Regions from separate parts of the Homo sapiens genome. Here region 1 is linked to region 2. A link is a loop called in an ENCODE intact Hi-C map of the cell type or tissue named here. Cell type or tissue: PC-9. All regions are shown on one strand. Links, peaks and the distances in the headings refer to the core of each region. The heading gives the core; the rest is flanking DNA. Region 1 has its middle 56 kb from the start of CGGBP1. Region 2 has its middle 6.8 kb from the start of LINC00506.

What was found. A loop is a pair of places that touch in the nucleus more often than their neighbours do. Peaks named below come from ENCODE experiments on the same cell type or tissue, not always from the same donor. Only the 100,000 strongest peaks of a DNase experiment are listed, where the experiment ranks them.
Region 1: it touches region 2 in a loop (4-fold over the local background); 3 of 110 quality-filtered maps call a loop at or near these places.

The regions. Positions count from the first base shown.
Region 1 is chr3:87,997,330-88,008,889 of GRCh38, forward strand. No RefSeq gene overlaps it. Among named protein-coding and RNA genes, the nearest start is that of CGGBP1, 56 kb to the right of the region's middle. In PC-9, for the core only: CTCF peaks have their summits at 6,014 (motif pointing left) and 7,874; a DNase peak (open chromatin) is centred at 5,982.
Region 2 is chr3:87,076,680-87,088,239 of GRCh38, forward strand. No RefSeq gene overlaps it. Among named protein-coding and RNA genes, the nearest start is that of LINC00506, 6.8 kb to the right of the region's middle. In PC-9, for the core only: CTCF peaks have their summits at 6,312 (motif pointing left) and 6,516; a DNase peak (open chromatin) is centred at 6,292.

The sequences.
Region 1 (11,560 bases), core at 2,235-10,234, 920 kb after region 2:
GAGATAGAGTGAAATAAAGCAAATGCTCTTGAAAAAATGCTAAAAGACTACAAAATAGAAATTTGCATTATTTATCATTATTTTCCATACTAAGGAGTGAGTCAGAGGGCATTTGACACGCAACCTGGTGTTCTGCATTGTGGGTTTCCTGTTGCTGAATGTGGAGAAGAGCCAGTAAGTCATCGATGGCCTTCCGCTCCTGGCTCTCCATGGTAGAACAGTAACTCCCAGTAACCCCAGCCACAGCCACAAATACCACCCTGTGGGTACTCACAGTCTTTCCCTTTGCTCTATACTTCCATCCTTATTACTAAAAGACTGGCATGCTCAAAGGTTGTTTAGCTTTCTAGAAAAATGTAATGCAATTCTTCTACCCTATTAAATTCATAACTGCAATTATTCCAGAAGTAATTTCTTCTATTGATGTATTCAGAGACCTTTTTCCATATATTCTAGATAGGGTATTATTTCAATCCTTTAAACAATAAAGGTGAAACTTTCATTTGAAATGAAAATTCTAAGTTGATGAGAACAAGACTAGAGGTGTAACTGTAGGGTCTATTAAGTATTAGAAAAAATACTACTAATTTATATGCAAAAATTAATACTTAAGAAACTACTCAATATCAATGTCTCCCTGTTGCTTATTTCACTGCATACAGACTCTTGCTGGCTTTTAGGGTCTTCATAACCAAAGTACCACTCTCTGGAAAATCTTACTTCCCACTGTCCTCCTTGGTCCCAACAAATGCTATCTTCTCCAATCTGGTCCCTCTCTCCACTGTCCTCACTATGTGCCTTCCTCATTCTTGTCTCTATTGCCCTTTAGACTTTTTGTTTTCTTCTCCCATGTGAAATGCCCTCTACCTCCTTGATGTTAAGCAACTTATCCTTCAAAGTACAGATTCAATTTCACTTCCTCCTTGAAACTGAATCCATACTGTGCTTGAAGTCAGTATCCCTCAATATTATTTCCAATAATTCCTTATTTGTTTTAAGTATCTCTAATTTCTTCATGAGTGTTTGGTTTTTATACCAACTATAAAGAGTACTGTAAGTTACTTAAAGGACATGTGATTATTTCTGTCCCTTCCACATTTATCCCAAATATTTATCTTCACTTCTATATGTAATAAAAGAAATGCAAATGTGTCAATATCAAAAAGGAAACTGAGAGGTTGCTAAAAATAAAAAAGCAGTGCTTATTTTTCAATGATTAGAGAATACCTTACTGATAATGAAATACATAAAACTCATAGGACACTAATTTTCTGGAAATGTCTATGTATAACGATAAATTTCAAAGATCTGTTTGCTAATTATACATTATTAATCATTTATACAATATATGAATATGCTTTAAATCACCTATTTTAAAGACAATATTTTGGTTATTATTTTAAAACAGATATAAATAATAAATAATCCACTTGGTCATATTAAAATTAAGCTATTGGCTTCCAGCTCACCTAATGTGAAATTACTTTTCTTCATAACTTCCTTACTGGCCCCAGCCCCCTCTGTTTCACAATTTTTGTGTGGATGAGAAGCGGGTAGCATTTTAAAGTAGAGAAATATCTCTGCAATGAAATAGGAATTGCAATATGTTCTTCAGCTCAAAAGGAACAGCTCTTACTTCCTGAGGAATTATAGAACTCACTCCATGTATTTTTAAAAGCTAGAGAAACAACTTATCAGTTTCTTATCAGTTTCACTTAACCCAAGCATCTTAAAAGATCAAATCTTAAAGATATAAAAGATTAGATCTTTTACATTTTAAAAAAAATAGATCTTAAATTTCTTAAAGACTTAAGGCCCATGCCCATTTCACCATCTTATATGATTATGGATGATTATGGTACAAGCACTATCAGGTTGACCAAACATAGAAATGCCAACCCTTTAACACTGCCCAAATTTACAGCAAGCACCTGAGAACCACACCAATCACAGGAAACACACTATATGTTGACTCTAGCAACTGAACTGGACTCCCCTTGTTCTCCAAGAAGCCTGTTTGTCATGGTTGTCCCTCTGTCCACAAACTTGTGCTGTCATTACATATACTACAAAAAAAGGGACTAAAAGGTAAATTGCAAGTTCATAGATTTATTTATTATGTTTCTATTCACTTCAGTGTTTCAGAATATGAAACTGAACTCAACAATGACTCTTTGTGTTAAGCTTTGGGGTTTTTTCCTATTTTATCATCCTATCAATCTAAAGGTTTAAATACTATCTATTCTGCTTGCCATACTTACACAAAAATAACTTCAATTATAAATGCATGCATATATTAGGAATCGACTATCCTTTTCCCTGCTCTTATTAGTATATCATATGCAAAATATTTAGAGGCTCAGGTTGAAGAATAGATTTCTTATATTTGTATTTTCTATTGAGTATTGTCTGAACGAGACTTGTGTATGTATGCTATTAAACCTGAGCCAAAATTTAAATGCATTTTCTTTCTCAAAATCTTCCCATTAATGAAAAATAATATGTAGTAGTTTTTTTATTTAAAAAAAGACAAGAAAAAACAGTCAAGTTTATTTTAACAATTTTAATACCAATTGCCCAAACTATAGAAAATGTTCAAACATGAATTTTAGTAGTCTATGAAGTATAATCTACTCAGTTTGTTGCTGTTGTTGAGGGTGGAAAAAAATAAATGTATGGTGGAATTTAATGTTGCTTAGCCCAAAAATATAGTATAATATGAAATAAACCATGTTCTTCAAATAACGAGTGTTGGCTTTAACTTAATGATTTCAAAACATCCTATAGCATCCTATTAAGAAAACTACAAAGGAAGAATAATGGTGTGCAGTAGACATGAATTTTAAGTGTCCACGTGTTTGTCCAAAGTGTTTGTGGCAGCCTGAACTTTAAAAGGAGTCTCCTTCATTTGACCATGAAACCTACCATAACTTCACCTCTGGTCCTTCACCTCACTTCACTAAAATCAAAAGAGTTAGCATTCTCATTTTTAAAACTCAACATAGAACAAAGACAATTCCTTTTATTTTTCTGAAATTAAAATTCAGTAAATGTAGTTACTGAAATATCATTATTAATAATATTCTAGACAATTCCTTTTTTAATTTTTAAAAAATAAGTAGACATGGTTACTGAAATATTGTTATTAAATAATATTCTGAGTTCCAATCTTGCAAGAACAGTTTTGAATGTAATCACCTAGAATTATGTATTAAATTTTGAGAAATAGTTTCCTTCAACTTTTCCTTCCCAAAATAAATCTTGACAGAGACAAAACGAAAAAAATTGTTGGCATTTAAGAGAATGAGAAGAAAAGGTTATAATGAATGCTCTTTGAATAGGTATGTTTGCAGGTATTCAATAGAGAAAGTTATACCTTCATTAATTATTAAGGGAACTATGTTTAAAAAAACTATTTTAAAGCAAATCTTTGCACCTATTCCCAAATATTTGTGAACAGGTAATTGTACTTCCTCGAGAAAAGTGAGTTCTTTTTGCTTTTATGTTTCTTTGTATCCCCCTTTTCTCCTCTCTCCTCCTCCTCCTTTTTGATTACAGTATCACTCTAGTATATACAGCTGCGATTTAGAGGGTGGCGCTTTGGAAGGTTCTTGCGACTTGATTGCTGAGATGTTAAATGGACTATTTACCTCTGCAGGCACAAAACCCACAACCACATCTGCCCCGTAGCGCTAGCGTTGGCGGTAGTGTTCTTTCGAAGGAGGTTGTGGGCTTGGAGCTTAGAGCATGCGCAGTAACAGGAGCCTCACGGATTCCCTAACTACGCTGACCCCTACCCTTCACATCAGCGACTGGGTTCATGCAGAAGTAAACTGACTGTAGAATAACTGGACTGTTTATTGCCTATTACTCAGCTTGCTGGTAACCATTATGCCGTACAGTGGTTCTCTTTGTTGAATCTTCAGAGCAAATTGTATCTTGTACGTTGTCAGCTTAGCTCAGCTGAATTTAATTTTGTGATACTAGCACAAATGTAATACCACGTTTACCTGTTTAAAGATAGAGGTGTCCATATCACGTCTTGACACAGCTCCAGAAACATCCAACAGGTGTCAACTAAGATAGAAGCTTTCTAGTTGACCTATACCCCCCGCCAAAAAACCTCTCTTTTTCTTTTATTCAGGAATAGGATTTACAGTACAGGTTTTTCTAACTTTTGTCCAAGTATTCGGGGAAAAGAATAAGACAAATGATTTCTTAGGGACATGGCAGGAAACAGGATTTGGATAAATTTCTTACTCAGAAAAAATTCCACCAAACTTTTAAGAATATTTTCCTCTTTTTTTCTATTTTTTTTCTTTTTCTTGTGTAATGATTTGTAATTTGGCGAACCTCAAACTTTCACTTCAAGTTATCCTCGTTCACTGGAGTTCCCGGATCTAATGCTTGTTTTATTCCACAAGTTCTAAAAAGTTCTCAGTTAATGTCTTCAAATACAGCTTCTACCTCATGTTCTATCTCTATCTCTCTTCTTCTATAATCCCAACTGGATAAATATTAGACCGTCTTATTCTTTCCTTCATGTATCTTTTGTATTTTCTATTTCTTTATAACTCTGGGTTTCAATTACAGACAATTTTGTGTAAAATCGTCTGTTGAGTTTTACATTTTCATTATATTTTTCATTTCTAGAACTGTTGGGTTTTACACATCTATTAACTCTTTACTCACCATTCTATATATTTGTTTGAAACATTTTAAACAAGCTTGTTTTTATTTTTTCAGTTTTACAGTTCCTACATATGAAGACTTTTGAGCCTTAATATTGTTTATACTTGCTCTCATTCACAGTGTCTTGTTTCCCTATATATTTATTGACTTTTTTCTTTTTACTTTGATCTTTCTTTTTTTTTTTTGACAAAGTCTCACTCTGTTGCCCAGGCTGGAGCGCAGTGGCACGATCTTGGCTCACTGCAACCTCCGCCTCCCTGGTTCAAGCGATTCTCATGCCTCAGCCTCCTGAGCAGCTAGGATTACAGGCATCCGCCACCATGCCCAGCTAATTTTTGTATTTTTAGTAGACACGGGGTTTTACCATGTTGGCCAGGCTGGTCTCAAGCTCCTGACCTCAGGTGATCCACCCACCTCGGCCTCCCGAAGTGCTGGGATTACAGGCGTGAGCCACTGCGCCTGGCCTCAATTTTCTCATTTTCATTTGAATTTATCTGTGGAAATTATTTGAGGCCTGAGATGAAAGTGGATTTCTTCATGGGAGGATTAGCATTTGCTTCTGTCAGGTGTTTGTGCACATTATCAGTCTGTATCAATTTAAACTATATCACTGGCTTCAGGTTTTTTGCTTGAGTGTGTGTGTTTCATAATACCAGGTGGTGTGAATTCTGGATACAAACTTGAATAGAAGCCAAATCGTGGTTGTGACTCTTCAGGAGAAATTCTTTCCACCTCTCATGAGAATAAAGGTTGAATAATCAAGTTTCAAGATAGGAAATTTTTTGTTCTGTTCCAGATTAATGTCAGAGTTTATTTCTAATGCATTCTTAAACTGGGAGTATAACACTTTGGGGTCCCAGTTTTGTTTAGAAGGAATCTCCTGATATAATCTTGAACTTGAGTGGGTCATAGGCTTTGTCTTCCATCCGTGAAACCTTAACAACTAATGCTTGAGACCTTCTGTGCTCAGCAAATACCACTAAAGCAAAAAACCAATGTCAGTGCTTTACTTATCTCTCATGGTTTCTGCCTTAAACTTATTTAAGTAAGCAGGTCGTAGCTGTCTAGAAAAAAAGCTCTAGAAGTACCAGAAGAATAAGGAGCTACCAAAAATAAATTTAACTACTTCTTACTCACTGTCGGCCCAGCATTTACTTTTTTTTAAAGTAGCCACAAAAAATCTTTCTTACATCAAAACAACCTTTCAGTGTTGATTTTAAGTAACGTAAACAAGCATTCATGTTTATTGCATAATCAATTACTACCACCAAACTTGAGGCCTAAGCATTTAAAGAACAGGGATTTGCACTACTATTTGCTGCCCTCTGCAGGTGAATCTAAAACTCACAGACAATATTGGAATTCTGGAAAAAACAAAAACTTCCGTATTCTAATGCAGATGTGCATTAGTGAACTTGAAACAAGACCGTTCATGAAATTGCATGAAATTGCAAAGTATTTCTATGTCCATTTCATATATGCCATATAACTGGGAAATTTTACATGTTGGATGATTCAGAAGTAGGTATTTCTCTTTTGAGAAGGTTAGCAGTAAAAAGAAGAGAAATATGTTTAAGATAGAAGTTATGTGTTGGTTTGATTTTCATCCTTAAATAATGGTGTAGTTGAACATATACGTCAAATTGTAAATCATTACTTGATTGGTATCGTATCATTTTTTCCTTTAAATTCCTTTTCATTAATTGACTACCCCTCATTCAAGGAAACTCTTCTGGAATAAGTGCAAATATCAGCCTTCAAGTTCAAAAGCCTTGTAAAAGATTGTATATCTCATTTAATTCCTCCAACTATTAAGTATCAAAGTGTAGGTATGGATAATAGAAACCCCCAGAATATATTAAGGACTGTAAAAGTGAACGGTTTCTGAGCCTACTTTACTTATGGGACCCTGAGCAACTGAAATGTTCTATTCCACAGAATATTTCCACATAATTTTCTTTTCTAGGTGAATATAGGTTCAATTTCTTAAATATAGCCACATAGGATATAGGGGCAGTGAAAGATCTGATGCAGCCCCAGTGAGCATCCTATGGCCTGGTTTGGCTTGGGAATTCTGAAAGATTCCAGAAACAATGTAAAAGTTGGAGAGACAGACAGAGAGAGAGCACGTGTGTGCACGCCCATTAGCTGTCCTGCAGAGGCCCTCTGGAGTGCCAGAAGTCACAACAGCAGATCACATCCTGGTTGTAATCACATCTTGATATTGATGTCAGCATGGAAAGAGAACTCATGAGTACCATATGCAATGAGTTATATTTCAAAGATTACAACACAGCATTGAGACAGCTCAAACAACAAAAGTTGTTTCCTAAACCTAAGGTGAAAGAGTGTTATGGAGAACAGATTCTGAATTTCAGTAAAGTGAAACACTCAGAAATCCACGGAGCAATGAAGTTTACTTGAAAATAATTAAGCTTTATCCTTCAGACAGAAAAGGGTATTGAGATAGAGATTTTATCCAGATGAAAGAAAAACATTACATTTTTCACATCAGCATTTGTGACGGGAAAAAAATAGTGAAAGATTCAAAAGAAGTTTCTGAAGAAATTTTGCCAGCACAATCACTTGGCTTTTGTCCATCCTTTCACTAGCATCTTACTCTCTGTTTATGTCTGGTGTTCATAATTTCTTCTGTTCTACCTAGCCCCTCCCTTAGTTTGGATAACTTTCCCCTCCAAAGCAAAGTACCACAAGAACAGGTATTATATCTATTTTGCTTATCATTTGTCTCAAATACCTAGAATGGCCCTGGCTTATGGTACATGCTTGATAAATACTTATTAAAATGACATAAAAGTTTTTTTAAAACTTGATTCCTAAAGCACAGATGAGAAACCAATCTTTTGATAGAAATATTGAATTAAGGCAAGATATTACTTTTACCTTCTCTTTCTCATTAGTGGACTGAATACGTTTTGTGGATACTTGGTTTATGGCAGTTACTAGGACCCAACTTAGAAAAGAAAGTCACCATTTGTCAGCCTAAAGGACAGGCAGATTTTATCCTTTTCTTAGTATTGTAGTTTAAATGTCATAATTTACTATTTTCCCTTTAGAATGTCCCTTTTATCCTCAATCTCTCTGACTTTATCATCACTAGGAAGAGTGAGAAAGGAGTCAGAGATTTCTTCATTAAACAGAAGAAGAAAAGGACAGATTCCAAATTACCGTAAGGTAATAGCTTAGTATTTCAAACAAACATTGTTATTTGCTGCCCCTTACTGGTAAGATAATACAATTGCTAAATCACATTTTAAAAGTGTAGTCTTTGGCCACTAAAATCTTATTTTGCAGGAAGTAGCTCTTTTACCACAACAAGAATTGTACCAGTTGGTTGTGTCAAATAACAGAACACCGTATGGGAGGAGTTGCTTAATAGAGTCCATTTTCAGGCCATCTCTTGGATAATTTACAGAAAAGTTAAGTAGAAAAAGATATTAAAGTAAACCTCATATATATAAAGGCATCCTCCCTTGCTTGAAAACTTGAAATTTATCACTGACAACAAATACTATCAGTTGCTTTCTTGAAGTAAAAAGTTCATTTCATTCATTTTGGAGAAAGTATTTTCCAAATGCACACATCTGAATAACCATGGTCTGTCTGGCAGTCACTCTTTCAAGTTAAAAAAAAAAAAATTCCATGGTAAGAAGCAGATAATTCAGTTGCAATTCAAACTAGATCCCTAGTGATTTTCTCAAAATAACCATCATCGTACTCATTGTTCAGCAAAAGTGCTTCATGCACACTTCCCATGTCATCACACAGAAACATTAGAAAAGGGCAGGACTGAACTGCTGGAAAATGCCTTAGTGGGTGCTTTAGAATAAACCAGTGTTCTGAGAGTTTCCAGAACTGTGGAGTTGGGCCTTTGGATGCAGAAACAGCAGTTCTGCCCTGGTCTCTATTACTGGTTATTGGGCCCAGGGATTCTGGTTATAAGAGTGATGTTTTTTTGCTTCTCATGATAGGTTAGCTAGCCATGGGGGACTTTAATTTGAGAGCAAAATGGCCTTAGCTTTACCAAGAAGGTATCCAGAACTATAGGATAACAACCTAATGTGTGGTTTTTAGTAGCCTAACTTCAGTAAACAGCATATAGATCCTGGGACTGCGTTGAAATAATCCCAAGACAGTGTATCCCAAGAAAGTGTATACGAAGGACCTAATTTTTGGAAAGCTGCAGTCAGATGACAATTCCAAGCAGAGACGTGGAAAATTCTGTACTGTATCAGATATGCTTAGTGTCCTTCCCACCTGAGAGAAGAGAAACAACTCTCTCCTCTTCCCTTCCCAGTAAACTATTAGAAAGAATAATACTAGTCGTGCACAGTGGCTCACACCTTTAATCCCAACAGTTTGGGAGGCTGAGGCAGGCAGATCACTTGAGGTCAGGAGTTCGAGACCAGCCTGGCCAACATGACAAAACCCCATCTCTAGTAAAAATGCAAAAATTAGCTGGGTATGGTGGTGCATGCTTGTAGTACCACCTACTCGGGAGGCTGGGGCAGGGGAATGGCTTGAACCTGGGAGGCAGAGGTTGCAGTGAACTGAGATCCCACCACTGCACTGCACTCCAGCCTGGATAAAAAAGCAAGGCTATGTCTCAAAAAAAAAAAAAAAAAAAAGAATACTGTCTTCCCTTCCTCATTTTCAGCCAATTCACTCAAACTTCATCCCCTACTCCCCACTGAAAACAGTAAAATAGAATATAAAGCCATCAATGGCTTTCTAACTGAAGCACAATATAGACTTATTTTAATCCTCATGTTGCTAATTCATTTCAATCAAGCCTCTTCTCAAAACTCATTTCCTAAGACAGGCTTTCCCTGACCACCCTAACTAAAACAGTACTCATTATGGCTCTGTTGCTTTCCCTGACATTATCCCTTTTTTACTTCTATCATAGAGAATTTCAATTATAGAGAGCCAACAATGCCAATCATTCACACGTGGTCAAGAATAGCGCTTATGCCCACCAGTCAGACTAGAAAACCCTATGATTCATAAATCATTGGGAATAGTACATGGAAAGGTCTTGTCTCAATGAAAGGGATTAATTAGCACTAGTCTAAGTATTGAGCTTCTCTCATCAAAGAAATCTTATATTCGAGACCCAAAAGGTCAAACTGTTTTCAAGTAACATAGCCGTAACTCAGAACAAAGCTTAAAAATTCTTATAGGAATGCAAAAATATTCAACACCCAACGAGGTAAAATTTACATCATCTGGCAACCCATAAATAATTATTAGGCCTGGTGAGAAGTGGGAAAATAAGTCATTCAATCAAAACCAAGCTAGAATGGTCAGCACATGTTAGAATTAGCAACCAACAATATTTTAAAAGTTATAGTTGTATTCTATACATTTGAAAAGTTCAATAGAGATGTAAAATATATTTATTAGACCCAAACCAAAGTTTTAAAGGTTAAAACTACAATGTGTAAAATGAAAATGCTGAATGTAGTTAATGGCAGATTAGCATTTCAGAAGAACAGATTGGAAGATTAGTAAGTTTGAATATACAGCAATAGAAACTATCCAAAATAAAACCACAGAGAACAGGGAATTTTTTTGTAATAAACAGATCTGTGAGCTGTCACATAATTGAAACAGACTAATGTACACATATCTATAAGTGCCTAGAGGACGTTTCAAAATGGGGAGAAAGAAAAATTATTTGAAGAAATACAACTGAAATTTTTCTAAATTTGATGAAAACTATAAAGCCACAGAGCCAGGAAGTTCAACAAACCCCAAGCACAAGAATCATAAAGGAAAATACACCAAGGTACATTACAAACAAATTGCTCAAAACCAGGGTAATCCTTTTTTTTTTTTTTGAGAGGAGAGTAGGCTTTATTATTCTTTATATTTTACAAATGAAGAAACATCCATTCCTCAGTCAGTGAGTCAATTGAACAACATTTATCAAATATCTGTTCATTCATGATACAATGTGAATGTATCATGGCAGGCCACACCTGCAAGTCTTTGGAGACATGAGTGTAACTGTAAATATTAAGGGTCTATAAAAAGTCAATGAATCAATTAGAGATAAAATTCTGTTTCATTAAGATGAATTCTTAATGATGGATTCAACCAACCACATTTTATTCTTTTATTCTGTGAGTTCCTTTCAAAAAAAAAAACTTATTTTGGGTTCGGGTGTACACTTGCAGGTTTTTTATACAGGTGAACTCGTGTCACAGGGGTTCATTTACAGATGATCTCATCGCCCAGGTACTAAGCCTAGTACCTAATAGTTATTTTCTCTGCCCCTCTCCCTCCTCTCACCCTCTACCTTCAAGTAGGCCCCAGTGTCTGCAAGGCAATCCCAAGCAAAAAGAACAAAGCTGGAGGCATCACACTACTTGACTTCAAGCTATACTACAAGGCTACAGTAACCAAAACAGCATAGTATTGGTACAAAAGCAGACACACAGACCAGTGGAACAGAATAGAGAGCCCCAAAATGAGGCCACACACCTACGACCATCTGATCTTCAACAAAGCTGACAAAAATAAGCAATGGAGAAAGGATTCCCTATTCAATAAACAGTGCTGGGATAACTGGCTAGCCATAGGCAGAAGATTAAAACTGGACCTCCACCTTACAACATACACAAAAATCAACTCAAGATGAGTTAAAGACTTAAATGTAAAACCCAAAACTGTAAAAGACCTGGAAGACAACCCAGCCAATACCATCCTGGGCATAGGAACGGACAAAGATTTCATGACAGAGATGCCAAAAGCAATCACAACAAAAGCAAAAACTGACAAATGGCAAATGGGATCTAATTAAACTTAAGAGCTTCTGCACAGCAAAAGGAACTATCAACAG
Region 2 (11,560 bases), core at 1,623-9,622:
TTTTATGTGCATATGTATAATAATCTACCTGAGAAAATGATCTCAAGTTATGTAATATTTTATCATGTTTATTGAAATGTAAATGATAGGGAATATAATACATACAACTTTAGTTTGGAGAGAATAAAAATATTTTCAAATAAAATGACTCTAAGCTTTCACCCTGAACATAATAGCAGGTGTATTTGGAGAACACGATGCTAATGAATGTCATATTACTCTTAGGTATATTTATATTAAAGACATTTTTTGTTGAAGCTAGCTTGTCTATTCCAATGCAAACAGGTTCTGCTACTTATAATTTTTACAACCTCCTTCTAGTCATAAACCATCCCAATATAGTCCCCATGGTTAGCTATATTTCGTTCGTGCCACCTTATAACAGCTTGTGTAGAGATATCTTTGCCATTCCTTCACATTATGATATATCTGAGTGCTACATGAGAGTGTCTGGGAATTGGGTAGTTGAGTCATCCCTGAGAAGATTTACCACATAGCAACTCATTGTTTACATTGCCTGCAAAGGAATCTCGGCAAAAGAAAAAAAAAAGGAATAACATGCTTCCTTTCACTTAGAATAAATTGACATGGTATATATTATACAAAGTGATTACTAATGAAATGAAAAATAGTATATTTGTGCTCATGTATAGAGAATAATGCATTATAATCAGAAGCCTCTTAAAGTATTTTAATAACACATTTACATGTGATTTTGGTGTAATCTTTTAAATTTACAGCCAAGGAGAGTAGTAGTAAGAAATAATTTTCTCAGTGTTGAGAACAATGACTAAACCATGTAAAAGGCATGACAAGTATGAAGCGGAGATCTTAGGCCTAAGTTCTTGCAAATGAAGTACCTGGACTTTATAGGAACAAAGTCAAAGGCTGGAATCTAATCCTTGCTCTGTCGCAACTAATCATACAACCTGAGAAAGTATTTACATTTACTGAGCTTCAGTATGCTCAAGTGAAAATTGGAGATGCTGAGATAATAGGTGTGAAAAACTCTTTGATAATTGTGAAAAATGTAAGATTCCTGCAGTATGAACAGTTGATTCAAATGAAACATTGAGCTTTGGAGAAAGAACTGGCAGATCAGTTGTCCAAAAGTCAAAAGATGGAAGTTCTATTGTCACTGATTCTTGTGTTTCTGGAAAAGTACCTTAATGCTTCCGAAACTTGGGTCTCTCATCAAAATACTAAAGTTTAATTAGATGATCAATAAGACTACTTTCAAACTCAAAGTTTGATAAATCAAAAATATATAATTGGGGTAGATATGCATAAAATGAGGTGTGAAGTTTTGGCAAGTAAAATTATTATAGAAAACAATGAAGAGATGAAGATTATAAGAAAAACATTGAGGCGAGAGAGGAAATCCACAAAGGAGATACAAGCTTAGACTAGTAAGAAAAGAAACAAAACATGTATTACCCAACAGGGGAAAAAGAAAGAATTTAATATTTATTGTACACCTTGTGCCTATCAGCCATATGATAGATCCTCTACATGCTATATCTGATTTCACTCTCACAACAAACCATGAAGTGCATTTTTACTACTATTATTCTATACATGAGATGATTTAGGGCCCAAAAGCCTGAGCCAGAGAGGGTGGGGCTACAGTTAATATCCAGGTAAAGTTTCTATCTTATGCTGCCTCTCACTTGCCATGAAATATGTGGAAGCCAAATTATAGTTATTAAAGAGAAAATGGTTGATAGTGAAACATACCCTGAAAGATTTCTGATAAAAATGTAAAAACCAATGGAGTGAGAGGAGTAACAGAAGCAGAAATGGGAAGGAAAGAGTAAGGGGCTTGGGTTCAATGAACACATCTGGCAAAGATTAGTTTGGGTAATAGATTGGAGTTAAACAGAAATAAATGGGCCATACTGATAAGGAGAACCCATCTGTGATCAGAGAATATGAGATTCCAGTGGATCTATTTGGGAGGCTATATTAATATGCTGTGGTAATACTTCTTATCTAAAGGACAGAATAAAGGGTGACAGCAATCCAGACTGGATATTTTCAAGATATTCACAGAAAAATCAAAGAGGATATAAGAGCAGACAATGTTGGAATAGTTGACCATGTATTCTCAGTTGGGTAGGAATCATGTAAAAGTATAAAGAACTGACAGGTTACAGAAACACGAAAGGAATAATCTTTATCAAAAAGATATTTCTGACAAAACATTTCACATTTTTGCTTTAGCTCTACAATCATAGGCACTTCTTGTTTAAATGAATGATTTAAAATCCTTCACCAACAGCAACAAGAATTTTTCCTCCACAGAGTTCTCACATAACCGATTAGAATTCGGAATAATAAAGTAAATAACATATTACATTGAACTACCAGTCAGCAAGTTGTCATTTTGCAGTCCCAACTAACAAAAAAAATGCACATACTAAGAATGGATGAAATATGAGCTCTATTTTTGTCCTTATTAACAATTCAGTAAAGCAAACTCTAATTTTTTTTTAAAATCCCCTTTTTATTTTTCTATACTCTTAAAAATCATGAGTTGTCTTTTATTATACGAATTTACTGCGTGCTTTTCTACAAGATTTTTAACAAGAGTGTAAAGATCGAGACCATCCTGGCTAACGGGGTGAAACCCCGTCTCTACTAAAAAAATACAAAAAATTAGCCGGGCGCGGTGGCGGGCGCCTGTAGTCCCAGCTACTCAGGAGGCTGAGGCAGGAGAATGGCGTGAACCCAGGAAGCGGAGCTTGCAGTGAGCCGAGATTGCGCCATTGCAGTCCGCAGTCCGGCCTGGGCAACAGAGCGAGACTCTGTCTCAAAAAAAAAAAAAAAAAAAAAAAAAAGAGTGTAAAAGATAACTTTATAACTGATTTTTATAGTTTAATAGTGTTCTGCTTTTCTTTAGTTAAAAAGACATTAATATATAATTATATGCCATGGCTACTACTGAAACTAGGCTTTTTGTTGTTCACTTCTGGGGAAAAAAATGCTAACCTCCCTTTCTGCTACTTATTCTCCCAATCTCTCTTCCCCATTCCCCATCTGATAAACACATACTTTTCTTTCCAAAGCCAACTTAGAGGACACCACTCTTTAGAGCCTTCTCTAACACCCAACAACAGTTAGCTTACAAAAAAACTAACCACTCTTGACTGTGCCAAGGTGACAGGCACTTTGGTGTTAGTTGTTAAAGGAACAGAATGGGGCTGGTGAGCCACCATCAAAGCCTGGCTCTGATATGAGCTGTGCCATCTTGAGGAAGTCATTACCCTCTCTGAGCCTCAGCTTGCTCAAGATAGATATCAATATTATAGCTATTGTTTGTATACATTTCTACATAGCATCTGATTAGTAATCATATATATGTAGGTATATATAATACGTTAGACAAATATTAGGCACATATATGCATATATTAGACAAATAAACTCAATCATGTATTGCCCCTATCCCCAGAATCTAACACAGTCCTCATAATAAAGAATGTAGCTAATAAATAGTTTTCTGAATTAGTAAACGAACAATAAAAACAACAGTAATAGCAGTCTATTATTTACTAAGGCCACTGGCCCATGGCATGTGTTAGCAATTGCACAATCTTATTTAACCTCAATAACCATTAAATAATTTATGGAGTATCTTCATTTTATTGTTGATATTGCTGAATTTTGGAGTTAAATAGCTTGTACTGCATCATATGATGAATATGAGCTCATGTTAGTCTGATGCCAAAACTGAATGAATAAATGAATGAATGAAACAAATGGGTTATTCAATCAAGTTAAGCCCACACATGACAGAGGAAGAGATAGCCAGATCCTACAATGGATCCTGCTCTCTGGCTTCTAGGTATGTGCTTTTCATGTGTGAAGTCTCTTTTACTCACATTCTAGCTCTCTTGGACCAGGAAAGATGGAAACAATGACTTGCACCACACATCACATGGAAGTACAAAGAAAATGTTTGTTTCCAGAAGCATATTCATGAAATCTAGTCTAAACAACAAAAAAAAATTATATTGTTTCCTCTTTTTTAAAAAAATGCCTCGTCAGCTGTAATCAAGTAAACAATTCACTTTTATATATCTCTTAAAAATAATCTAGGCCGGGCTCGGTGGTTCATGCCTGTAATCCCAGCACTTTGGGAGGCCGAGGCAGGCAGATCACGAGGTCAGGAGTTCGAGGCCATCCTGGCCAACATGGTGAAAACTCATCTCTACTAAAAATACAAAAATTAGCCAGGCATGTTGGCACATGCCTGTAATCCCAGTCACTCAGGAGGCTGAGGCAGGAGAATCGCTTGAACCGGGGAGGCGGAGGCTGCAGTGAGCCAAGATCGCATCATTGCACTCCAGCCTGGACGACAGAGCAAGACTCCATCACAAAAAAAAAAAAAAAAAAAAAAAAAAAACCAAACTTAAAAGCCACTTACTTGTGATTGCTACTTTTTAAGTTCCTTCTCTACAGTGTCTTAAAATGTCTAATCAGTTTTATAGACTTATATAATTACAGTCTCAAGGATTGAAAAATTTAAAAATCTTTCATCACTTCAAACATTCGGCAAAATCCTTTTCTAACTATAATGTCATTCTGTTTTGGTGCAAAGTTAGACTTGTTCCCAGAGTTGGTAGGCAAATTTTGATGGTTTTGAGGCTTTGTATGGTTTCCTTTTTTTCTTTGTTTTGAGACAGGGTCTTACTCTGTCACCCAGGCTGGTGTGCAGTAGTGTAATTATAGCTCACTGTAGCCTCCAACTTCTGAGTTCAAGTGATTCTCCTGCCTCAGCCTCGCGAGTAACTGGGACAACAAGTGCGCACCACCATGCCAGGTTAATTTTTTAAAATTTGTGTAGACACAGGTTCTTATCATATTGCCCAGGCTGGTCTTGAACTCCTGGCTCCAAGCAGACCTCCAGCCTCAGCCTCCCAAAGTGCTGGGATTACGAGTGTAAGCCACCACACCCAGCCCTCCACATGTTGTTTAAAAAGAAATAAGTCTTCCATGCTGAGATCTCACGGTTGGTGTGCTTTGGAGCAAGCTGTTCTCTCACAACGGTGTCTCTACCTTTCCTTTGAGGGGCATTTGAACTCCCCTCTCAGCGCCTGCAGGAGATTGGCTGTACCTAGCAACAAAATAATCTGTGCAGTCCAGATTGCAAAGAGGATGGATCATTCAATAGGTCCATCCATTACATGTGAAAAGATGTTCCTTCAGGCAAGCCTACCAACAAATCCTATATTTTAACTATTGTACTGACTCTGTTAATTTATATGTCTGTAGAGTTTCAGAATCCTCATCACATGGGCCTTTTAAATTTCCACTCTTCTGCCTGGAATATTCTCTCTTTAAATCTCATAAGGCCAGCTCCTTATTCAGTACTCAGTTCAGTTTCCCCCAGGAGAATCTTACCTGACCATGCCAATTGCACCCCAGTTTTCCCATATTTCATCATCTTCTATTATGTTTTTTATAACGCTTAGGACCATTTGAAGTAATTCTGTAATTTATTTATTTCTTTAACAGAATGTAAGCCTCTTGTTCACCACCAAGGTAACATCTAGGCCATAAATCAGCCAATAAATTTAAGAGAAAAGAGGCATTTTAAAAGACTGTGTTTTTCTAAGTTCTCATAGCAACTTGTCGAAAATTCTACTATATAATTTACTATTTGGAAATATATATATCTAATATTTTATATATACATATAAATTATTCCATTAGACCCTTACCTTAAAGAATGGTAATATTCTATTCATTTCATATACTGTATAGACAGTGTCCATCAAATATTTGTAGTTTTATTACATCTTTAACAAAATATAGTTGAACATAGCTATGTTTTAAGCAGAGCTGTGTTTTAAGCCAAATTATATGAATAATTACCTCTCACTGATCATGTGGTCTTCAAGGTGTTTTACTTCTACTAAAATTTTCTTAGTTCTTTGAACTTACTCTGTGTCCAAGAATGTGTATGTAAAGATAAAACTTAATAAAGTACCATTTCCTCCATCTCTTCACATTCTATATTTCTTTTGATAGCACTGAAATAAGGAGATCTTCACTAAATAAAATAAATTTCTGTGCTTGGCAACTAATAGAAAAGTGATAATAAATAATACCTATGTTACTAGTGCTTTAACTATTTTATATTCTATGTTTATGTTCTATGGAAACTCCATAGAGTTAGACAGGTTAAAATGTAGAATTAATTTTAAGTCACTTACTTTATGGTATAGAAAATGTCCTTCCTGATTCTGTGTCAAGAGGTGATTCCGTGTAGCTTGAGTGCTTTTGGATTCAAGAGGTTAAGAGTGACCTCTGGTGGCAATGGTATTTCTCACTCACCCTTACTCTAAAGGGGAGAAAACTGGCTTCCAAGATTGCTTTCCACATTCTAAGACTGACAGAGTTTATAGTTCAAGAGAATCGGTCATAATCAGTCATACGTAAGTCAATGTTTAACCTGCTTTTTGGGGGTTGGGGGTGGAGAGGCAGAAGGCAGAAGAAACCTTCGTCTCTAGTATTCGCTTATTTATTGGGTGCAAAATGTCTTTGGTGTAAATGCCAACCACGGCATTTCAAGCCATGTCAATGAGACATTCCTGAACACAGGGTTGCAAAAAAACTGGTTATCATCAGCTTTAGCCAGTGGGTGCAATCTGGTTCCAGCACACCATTGGTTGAAACCCTTTTTGGGGGCCCTTTACAACCCTCTCCTTGATACATATTCAAAGCTAGTCAAACTCACTGACAGCAGTGAGTTTTCTGTTATCATTATGGAGAGAACAATGCCTCCAGGAAGGAGAGTGGCTGGATAAATACAGGATCCCCAGGTAAATTTGAATAGCAAACAAAATGGCAATTTTTTTATTATAAGTATATCACAGCTATTACATGAGATGTCTTTATATTAATTTTTTTTGAGATTCACATTTAACTGAGCACATGTATTTTCATTTGCTAAATCTGACAATCTTAGAAGGATCACAGAATGAAAAGTTTAAGAGAAAATGAAATATTGGCCAGGTTTAGCAGCCTGTAAATGCTCTCAACTAGTGCTCTACAGCTGGTGGAGATCTCAACCAGTGATTCTAAATGATTTACACATGAGACAAGACAGATTCCCTGAGCCTTTGAGGCACCAATGGCAGGGCTAGGGTGTTCAGAGCCCCCAGCTATCATCACGTGCCTCTAGAGGCCCAGTCCATATCTCCCAGGGTAATGTGATATTATCCCATCTATGTTTGTCATTGCTTGAGGAAGGTTGGAAGGTTTTCTTCTACAGTGCTTGTTCCTTCTCTCTTACCTCCACTAAGGTCTACCCTAGTTGCCAGACACTGGTATGGCTCCAGACAGAATGTTCATAGAGTTCTCCAGTCTGGCAACATGATGGGGCTCAGCCATAGATCCACTGATGACCATGAAACTCTACATCACCCTGGTCCATCCTGGTGGCATCCCTGACTGGCCATTGAAGTTTCTGCCCTTCTGAAGGAAAGAGAGCACATCTTCGAGATGCTTGAGGTTCATAAAAAGGAATTTTCAGGAATTGAAGCAACTTTAATGAAAGCCAGACTTGAGAACACTTTAACAGAAATACAAAGACCTGGAAATCTCCAATTCTTTATGTTGGCTTTTTAAAAGTTACCTAGAAAAAAGACTGAAAGAAGAGAAATCTCAATGTTTAGAACAAGCTGGGCTGATAATAAATGTAACAAGAAAGACTCAGTGTTTTAATGGCAAATGGTGCATCAAAACATTTAAAATTTCAAGTAGCTGCTTCAACTACATTTCAGCTAAAACACTCTTCATTATACATCAGCAAAATGAAGCACAACTTCAGACATTAAAATGCTTTGATAAAAATTCTAATCATGAGGAAAGTATGAAGACTTTTTTATAAGCAGAAAGATGGGAAAGAAGAGTTAGTGAACACTAAATGAAATGCAATGCTATAAAATGCAAAAGTGGTATGGAACAAGTTCTAAAAGTAAAAATCAGATCAAATTTCTAGGTTAACCCTTGCTGAAGCTCAGTGATCTGACTGCTGTTATTGGAGAAGACGACATGGATGGTGGGAACTTGGAATTTCCTAAAACAAATGTTTCAGGAAATGGAGATTTCTTAGAAGTTTTGAAGAAATGGACTGATGTGGCCTAGTAAAACTTACTGTGGAAGCTGAATAATGTCCCCTACTCTCCCTGGCAAAGGTATCCATGTCCTAAGTCCCAGAACAAAAATGTAAATGTATTCTATTCACTTACATGTCAAAAGAGACTTCATAGATATAATCAATTTAAGTATCCTGAGATGGGGAGAGTACCCTGGGATACCTGGGTGAGCTCCAAAGTAATCACACAGGTTCTTGTAAAAGGGAGGCAGAAAGATCCAAGTCCAGGAAGGAAATGATGCAATGAAAGCAGAGGTTGAAGAGATGTGGTTATGAATCAAGCAACGTAGGCCACCTCCAGAAACTGTGAGAGAGAAGGGATGGATTCTCCGATAGCGCTGCTCGAAGAACTGCAGCCCTGTTGATACACTGATTTTACCCCAGGGAAACTGATTTCAGACTGCTGATGTCCAGAACGCAAGATAATAAATTTACATTGTTTTAAGCCACTGTTTGTGGTAATTTGTTACAGCAAGCATAGAAAACACACTTATTTTAACAGAGAAGAAATAAATGAAATGTACATTAAAATAACTGAAGAAGATAAAATAATCAATGTACCTAAATATTATATTAAAAGTATTAAACTGAGCAGATTTGCTGCAACCAAGAAATCATGGTCAGAAAGTAAAAAGCAATAGTTCCAGAAGATATTTCATGTCCTTCTTCAACTACATCAAGAAAAACAAATGGATTTTCATGAAATACACAATTTAGAGTAAATTTACCACAAAAAAATAAAGAAGAATCTTACCAAACCAATTGATAAAAACAGCCTTTCATGTTAAGAGCTAGACATGCCAAAATCTTTCAGAAACAGTGTAAATGATCACTGGCAAGTATCATCGTCAGCGTGTTTCCCATGAAAGAAAAGCTCATGCTAGCAGGTTGAGAATACTGATAACGAAGAGTAACTGATGAGTTCAGGAAGGAAAAATGGCAACTTTAGACAGGAAGTTTTCGAGTTAGAATTGAATATGAACATTTTGAGAAGTATCTTGATATCCCCGGTGTTCTAAATTGGACATTTGGCAGAGGCCCGAGAAGCCCACCAGGGAATGCTCTCTAGATCCCAAGGAAGGTGCAATAGTGTAGAAAATGAGGGTCTAGTGGCTATTAAAGATAAGATGCCGCCCCCCTCCCCCGCCCCAGTGTTAGAACCCTAGGAGAAGGAGATGCACCAGCGGCTCCACAAGGGAAAGACAGAGTACATCATGATGCTCCTTGTACTGGCATTTGCTGGGGACCTTCTTTTGATTTAACTCTCCCAAATGAAATGGAGAGGCTAGTCTTCAACTAGTCTACTCAATGAGTCTACAGCAAATGGTTTTTTTTTTTAATCTTCTAAAACAATTTTAATGTTTTTCTATCTTGGCAATATTAAGGACCACTGTTTAAGGGATTAGATGATAGTGCAAATAGAAATTTTAAAGGTTATAATTCTTAGCATAGTACTTTATTAATGTATACATATTTTATATTTATATTAGAAATGTAAATCTATAATGCATAAATATTTATATGTGAATCTGATTGTAAATTGTTTCTATTTTATTTTAATTTTAGATCATGTAATTATACTATTTTTTGGTTGATATTTAGCAAGACTCTTCTATGGCTCAGAAACACAGAAGTTTTTTTGCCTCTCTTCCAAAAGAAGAATTTCCTTTTGTTTAGTTTCACTGTTATTATACAAGCAAATGGAAAGGTGACAAAAATGTTAATTGTTGAGAATATTTTATATATCTCATTTATTTAAAAGTGAATTTCATGAGTAAATTATTCCCTTTTCTTCTATTTTGTAGCTAGTGTATAGATAGTATTTCAGTTGATGGTGTTTAAAAAGCCCCCTGTAATGTGCACTGTAGTAATGGTTTTATAGGAACAGTCTCACTTTTGGATATTTTCAAAATTCAATGTCCATTTGTGTATGCCAAGGGCTGAATTTGCTCTAGTTTTCAGATTAATATGTTTACATGAATAAATTTTAGTTTGAAAGAAATACATATCTATGTCTCTTATTGAGCTTCTCATAAGATCCAAATCCCCATTATGGCCTATAAGGCCCTGTGTGAGCTGGACCCTGCTGTTCCCCCAGACCTCATCTAGAGCTCTCTGTGCTCTGGGCACCCTGACCACCTACCAGAAGCTCCAAGGCCCCACGCTGCTCTTCTCTTTTGTTCACTCTGTTCTTTCTAACTGAAATCCTTTTCTGCTTATACTCTGCCCATTTTCCAATTGAAATTAATTTCAATTAAATTTCCCAATTGAAATTAATTCCTCCTGTTCCTCTTTTCATCCTATGCTTTTCCAAATTTCTTGGCTACCATTTATGACAATTTGTAATTATATAACTATGTATGCGATTATGTGTTGGATGTACATATCCATCCCACATCTCCACATAGTCAGGGACTGTAGCTTTTTTCTTCATTCACTTTTTCCAGTGTTTTTAGGGCAGGGGATGAAGGGGGCGCAGGGCATTTGGATAGGACAGTTCTACCTTGTGCATGCGTATTAAGTAGGTTTTGTGCAATACCCATGCATAACAAGTGACCTTCAAAACTTAGGGGCTACGATGACAAAGATTTACTTTTTAATTGCAGTTCTGTTGATCAGCACTTGTTCCTCTGGGCTTTGCTAGGTCTGAGTTTCAAGTTTGCTGTCATCAGTCTGGTTTGTTTTTTATTCAAGGGCCCAGGCTAAAATTTTGAACAATAGCTACAGAATCATCTTCTTCTCACGAGGGGTACCCTAAGCACACTAGAGCAAGCAGAAGACAGCACACTTCTTAAAGCCTCAACTTGAATTGACATATTCTCATGTCTGCTCACTCCCACTAATCAAATCAAGTCATGTGAAGGAGGGAGCTAAACCACCCACTTGTCAATACCCTACATTCATATAATTCCCTACGGGGCTGATAGCAAAACCCTTCTCCCCTTACCCTGCTCCTATAGAGAAACCTTCCTAGTGCCTGCTAGACAATAATGACTAACTAGGTATTGTGAATAAACTTACTTTGACAAATTGTCGTCCAGAATGGTTTTAATAATGTACACAATATTTGGGAGTGTTATTAGCATTGATAAAAGGGCTTTCTATATTAACAATCTAAGTACAAATACCTAATTTACTTTTCTTGGAGGCTGTGTTTTTTTTATTTTTCCTTTTATGTTTTATTTTTAAATCTGTGATACTCTTGCCATACATAATTTCACCATTTACCAGCTTGTTTTTAAATGGTTTGAATATTTTGACAAGCAGAGGTTTTGTTGTTGTTTGTTTCTTGTTTTTTTGTTTTTGTGGTTGTTTTTGTTTCTGTTTTTACATGTTTTTTATTTCTTGTACTTTGACAGCATCAGTCAATCTTTTTAATGACAACTTATAGTCT